2 separate regions of the Homo sapiens genome follow, and region 2 is linked to region 1. Evidence: chromatin contacts called from ENCODE Hi-C data. All regions are on one chromosome and are shown on one strand. Each heading gives the region's core, a stretch centred on a gene start or an enhancer-like site at or near the end of the contact. The rest is flanking DNA. Distances are from core to core; before and after follow the strand shown.

Evidence for each region. A loop is a pair of places that touch in the nucleus more often than their neighbours do. Pooled maps may share reads with other maps.
Region 2: a loop to region 1 is called in a pooled map, with 12 times the contacts of the local background. The contact joins the promoter of ADIRF-AS1 here to the promoter of NOC3L in region 1. A Hi-C loop is called at or near these places in 2 of 50 pooled maps.

What each region holds. Positions count from the first base shown.
Region 1 is chr10:94,361,655-94,364,358 of GRCh38, forward strand. NOC3L (NOC3 like DNA replication regulator) reads right to left here and starts at 1,285. Exons shown (of 21, transcript NM_022451.11): 1 at 1,176-1,285; 2 at 11-218. The coding sequence starts at 1,184. RefSeq lists an enhancer at 959-1,218 and a silencer at 1,359-1,488.
Region 2 is chr10:86,969,968-86,972,885 of GRCh38, forward strand. ADIRF-AS1 (ADIRF antisense RNA 1) reads right to left here and starts at 1,273. Exons shown (of 2, transcript NR_170185.1): 1 at 1-1,273. It overlaps ADIRF (adipogenesis regulatory factor), which reads left to right. Exons shown (of 3, transcript NM_006829.3): 2 at 233-295; 3 at 509-948. The coding sequence ends at 615. LOC124902474 reads left to right here and starts at 1,438. Exons shown (of 3, transcript XM_047426123.1): 1 at 1,438-1,597. The coding sequence starts at 1,438. It overlaps AGAP11 (ArfGAP with GTPase domain, ankyrin repeat and PH domain 11), which reads left to right and starts at 369. Exons shown (of 11, transcript NR_171046.1): 1 at 369-948. RefSeq lists enhancers at 1-214, 215-966, 803-2,002 and a silencer at 1,201-1,750.

The DNA.
Region 1 (2,704 bases), core at 35-2,534:
TCACAATTACCTGGTCGCTTTTCCTTTGGGTTCTCCAATGGAATGGGTTTCTTAGACACAGCATCTTTCACAGCTTGCCTTAGTTTCCTCTGTTCTTTTCGGTACTTCTTGAGAGTGCTTTGTTGTTTAAACTGCTTATTTTTTAGCTTGTTTTCAAGTTTGACTTTACTAGTTTTTATTAACTTGCGAAAGCTTGGGATCTGTTTTTTATTTCTTCTCTAGAAAATAACAGAAAGAATACTGCATACCCAGAAACTTATTTTTTAAATCAGGTTAAAGAGAACTGATTACAAATTTCATTAGACCAATTCCACAATTTCAATGTCCCACAGCCACAGACTTGCATATAAAAGCTAAAACCAAACGATGGCTTTAATCCTACAGAAGAGCGCTACAGCATCAGTTATTCAATCCCAATTCACAGCAATTCAAAGGGTTCTACGATCCCCAAACAGGTTAAGAACCACTGATCTAGTAGTGGTAAGTGGCTATTCAAGGCTAGTTTAACACACCTGTAGTTTAACACATTCAAAGCAAAATGCTGGCTGTCTTTAATAAAACTTACATTTATCTACGATTTTATTACTTACAAAGTGCTCCAACAAATCACCTCTAACAGCCTAGTTGAGTACTGACTGCTGTTATCCTCACATTACTGATGAAGCTGCCAAAAGACCCATAAACTAAGGAGGGCAAAACTGAATTCGGATCTTTGGATTCCACTTCTCTTGCTGGTGACTCATTCAGAAATCCCAAAGTTAGTCCTGAACCCCAGGACTACCTCTTATTTTCTGGGAGAACCAGGACAAATCACTTGCTTTTCTATCTCTTTACCCTTCATGGGTACCGTGACTCACATTATAAACTCGCTGAGGGTAGGACCCTGCTTCTCATTTGTGAAAAACGAGTTCGAAAGACGGTCTTGAAAAATTCCTTCAAAGTATGAAATCCCACGCATGCAAAACTCCGTGCCTGTCTCTTCGTGATACTCTGAAGTGGTGCGCGCACACAGTGGGTAACCAAGGATGAGCTCGGTGTAAGGAATGGAAAGCCCCCAGTCTAAACCACCGCCCCCTAGACACGGGTGAAAACCTGCCTAAAAGCTAACTCAGGCAGTGACTCTATCACCCGAAGGGGCCCTAGGCCGCGGCGACCGGGCTTTTGAGGACACTTACCGCCTTCATCCTTAGGCCTTAAATGAATGCCGGCCAGACAAGTTCACCAGAAGCAGGGTTACTACAGAAATCCCGGGGAATGACACACGTGCCGAAGTCCCTACACTACCAGAGCCGGAAACGGCCTTCAGTCCCTCCCAATCCTCCGCCGCCGGAAGTGAGGGCGGGACTTCCGTAGACAGGTTCGGGCTCGCGCCCTCTCGCGGTGACTGTCTCGCGGCCCTGGACCGGTTGCCCCCCGGCGTGCGCGCGCGGACTGGCACGAGGGAAGCCCCGAGGGCGTCGGTGCCAAAGGCGGGAAGCCGGGCGGGAGGGGCGCATTTTGCAAGGTTATCTGAGTATGATTCTTTGACTCTCGCCCTATTTATTTCTTTTAAAACCTTGGGGAAATCGGGCTCCTCCTCTCAGAATGAGAGGACTTGGTTTTTTCGGTCACCTCATTGCATTTTGTGCCTCTCCTCACGTTGCTTATCTCATGCTGTTATAGATACTGATTTTCGTAGTCTTTTTCCTCCATACAGTCCTGAGGGCAGAAAGAAGCTTATTTTTTGTGTGTAATGCCTGCCCCTCGACGGACATTCTGGCCGTGTTTGTAGCATGGCGAATGATTTCTCATCAGCCTTGGTCACTTAAAAGTCTGTGATTCTTAGTGTTTTATTTTGCATTTTTTTTTTGCTTTAATTTTTAACCATTAGCTGATAAAGAACTGTATCCATGGCTGGGTGCGGTGGTTCACGCTTGTAATCCCAGCACTTAGGGAGGCAGAGGCGGGTGGATCACCTGAGTTCCAGGAGTTCGAGACCAGCCTGGCCAACATGGTGAAACCCTGTCTCTACTAAAAATACAAAAATCAGCCAGACATGGTGGCGTGCGCCTGTAATCCTAGCTACTCGGGAGGCTGAGGCAGGAGAATCGCTTGAACCCAGGAGGCAGAGGTTGCAGTGAGTCGAGATCACACCACTGCACTCCAGCCTGGGTGACAGAGCAAGACTGTCTAAAAAATAAAAATAAAAATAAAAAACTGTATCTGCATTTCAGTATCTTACAACTTTGGGTAAATTCTGTCTGCTTAGTAATTTCACCAAAGTCGTTTTTTGTTTTTGTTTTTTGAGACGGAGTCTTGCTCTGGCGCCCAGGCTGGAGTGCAGTGGCGCAATCTGGGCTCATTGCAAGCTCTGCCTTCTGGGTTCACGCCATTCTCCTGCCTCAGCCTCCCGAGTAACTGGAACTACAGGCGCCCGCCACCACGCCCAGCTAATTTTTTTTGTATTTTTAGTAGAGACGGGGTTTCACCGTGTTAGCCAGGATGGTCTCGATCTCCTGACCTCGTGATTCGCCCACCTTGGCCTCCCAAAGTGCTGGGATAACAGGCATGAGCCACCGCGCCCCGCCTAAAGTCGTTCATTTTTACAGGAAGTTTTATGGATTGCAAGAATAAGAGTATCAAAGTGCTTGTCTCTCAAAGACTTTTTTTTCTCAATAAATTTAAGCATTCCACTTCAAGTTTTTTGTGGGTTTTTTTGAGTCTA
Region 2 (2,918 bases), core at 23-2,522, 7.4 Mb before region 1:
CCACAGAGAAGGAGCTCAGAGTTAGAAATAAACAAAAACATCCCAGAGGCATGGAAAGGTCTCCTGCCCCTCGGGCTGGGGGGCCCTGGGCCAGGGACTTTATCTCCATGGCATCCATCCCTTGGACCTGTACCACCGAATACTCTGGAGGACACAGAGGCATGGCAATGGTGGGGCACCTGTAGTCGGTGGTGCCTCAACAGGGGCTAAAAGCCACATCTCTCTGTTCCAGTGTCAGCGGCCGGAGCGGCAGCTCAGCAAGTGGTGGACCAGGCCACAGAGGCGGGGCAGAAAGGTCTGGTGGGGCTGGAGGGAGGCGGGCAACCCCAGCACACCTCCCACTCCCCGCCCCATCCCGGCTGGGGCCCAGGCACATCCTCTCCTCTGCAGAGCCCTCTGTCCACAATGCCCCAAGCAGGTCCCCCGGGAGACCCAGGCCAGGCTAAGCCTACAGGCACTGTGGTTCCCGGGCCCTGCCTGACCTGCCCTCTCTCCCGCCCTTCCCCAGCCATGGACCAGCTGGCCAAGACCACCCAGGAAACCATCGACAAGACTGCTAACCAGGCCTCTGACACCTTCTCTGGGATTGGGAAAAAATTCGGCCTCCTGAAATGACAGCAGGGAGACTTGGGTCGGCCTCCTGAAATGACAGCAGGGAGACTTGGGTGACCCCCCTTCCAGGCGCCATCTAGCACAGCCTGGCCCTGATCTCCGGGCAGCCACCACCTCCTCGGTCTGCCCCCTCATTAAAATTCACGTTCCCACCCTGTGTCCACTTCATGATTCCTCGCAAGCTGGGCCCAGTCCTCTCATCCCAAGAGCAGAGCCACCGTAGCCGGAGTCCTAGCCTCCCAAATTCGGAAATCCAATCCAACGGTCTCAGGAATGTTTTCCATCCCGCCACGCGCCTCCCGAAGCTCCCAGACCGGAGGCTCAGCCCCCATCTCGGTTAGTGCCCCTCTCCCGCCCGACTTTAGAGCCAGCCCCTGCCCCTTATTCCCTGCCCCAGGATCCCGGCCCCTCCTGGGAGCTGGGCTGGACTCGGTCCTCAGATCCTCGGAAGGCTCAGCTCTGGGCGGGGCAAGGGACCTTGCAAGTCGGGGGGGCCTCGGGAACTTCTCTCCGCCAGCTGCGACTGGAGGCTGGGAACAGGGGAGACGACCCAGGGCCACGGCCCCTCAGGACTTCAGGCGGCCGGAGGTTGTGGGGACGAAGCGGAGTCGGGAGCCGGGCTTCCGGCCCTCACTACCCCGTCTCGGCCCGCGGGTTGCCTGCGTGCCCGCCCCACCCAGCGGTGAGTCATGGGGCAGGGCCCGCGGGAAGCTTTGTTGAGTGGGGCGCTGCCGCCCGGCGGGGTCCCGCCCCGCCACTCCCCGGGGAGGGGCTTCGGGGCACGGGGCCGTGCACGTGAGAACGAAGCACGGTTGTGGGGGGGGCATGCACGTGCGCGCTCGCGTGCGGGAGACCCCTCCCTTCCACACCACTTCCTTTCGGGACAAACCGGTAACCTCCGGCCCTGGAAGGTTTTGTCTAGTGGGTTCCGGATGGACTGGTGTTCCCAGCACCCCCCCGGCACGTGTCCACGCGTGTGGCCCCGGTACGGTGTATGCCTTGCCAGTAGGTGACTCAACGTGGCACTGGTTGAGCGCCGGATGAGGCCTGGCCCTGGCGCGGGGCGTGGGCTGCTGCGGCCCTTTCCTCCCCGCGCCCCTCACGCCCCAGCGGGCCCCTAGCGGTTCCCGTCCACCCGCTCCATGTCTTTACCCCGGTACTACCTCCACCTGCAGTCGCCTCCTCCTGCGCGCCAGTGGCCTCTGCGTTTCTGTTGAAAGGTACCGACTACGCGGTGCTTCCCAGTTCTGAGGCGATTTAGTCAGCGGACTCAAGGCGCGCTCCCTGCCTTCCCCGGCCTCCCAGCAGGGGACGAAGTCCCCAACCTGGCTGCCAGTCCAGATGCTGCAGTACAGGTCTGCCTAGGAGGCCGTTCCCTTCTCCAGTCTGAGATCTCCCTCGCGGGGCACGTGTCTACCACCCTTAACCCAGGGCTGCCCTGGTTCCACTATCGGTTACATGTTGCTGACTGTCCCCAAAAGGTTTCTTTGTAGAATGTGGGAAAGTCCTTGAAGAGACACCCGGAGCAGTGTCAGGGGCGCTTCCAGGAGCCCCTGCCTCCAGGAGCAGGTCCTAGGGTCTGGAGAGCCGGCCTCAGGGCCACTCCAGGAGGCTGGTGGGGCTGGACTGGCAGAGCCCAGCATCCTTCTGGTGTGCATCATTCCCCTATGACTCAGGGATGAATCCCAAGGGACTTTTCACTTGTTCTCCTTGTGAGTGATCGCCTTAAGTGCGACCCAGGTGCGGCCAAGGAGAGAGATCAGGCCTGAGGCCAGGAGTCTTCTAGAAAAGGCTTTTCTTGTCTTGAAGGCGGGGCATGGTGGCTCAGCCTGTAATCCCAGCACTTTGGGAGGCTGAGGCGGGAGAATGACTTGAGACCGGGAGGTCGAGGACCGCTGCACTCAGTCTGGGCAACAGAGTGAGACCCTGTCTCAGAAAAAAAAAAAAAAGCCGCCCTTCATCTTCCTCTGGACACCTTGTGGCTGGAAAGGAACCCTAGAACCAGCCACTTGGAACCACAGGAGGAACAAGTCTGAGGAACAAGTCTAAGGAAAAGCCCACCTGCTGATGAGGGCAGAGCCTCCCAGACCTCCAGCCTGTTCCCACAACACCCCCTCCCTTCCATCTCAGCCACCTTGACCTTCCCATCATGCTCCTGCTGCCTCGGTATCTTCACACCTGCGGCATTTTCTGCCTGGCATACTCTCCATAAATCACCCTTGCCTATTGCTCTTCCAAACGTCAGGTCTCAGCGGCCTTGGGTGTGCCGACACACACACACACACACACACACACACACAATATGC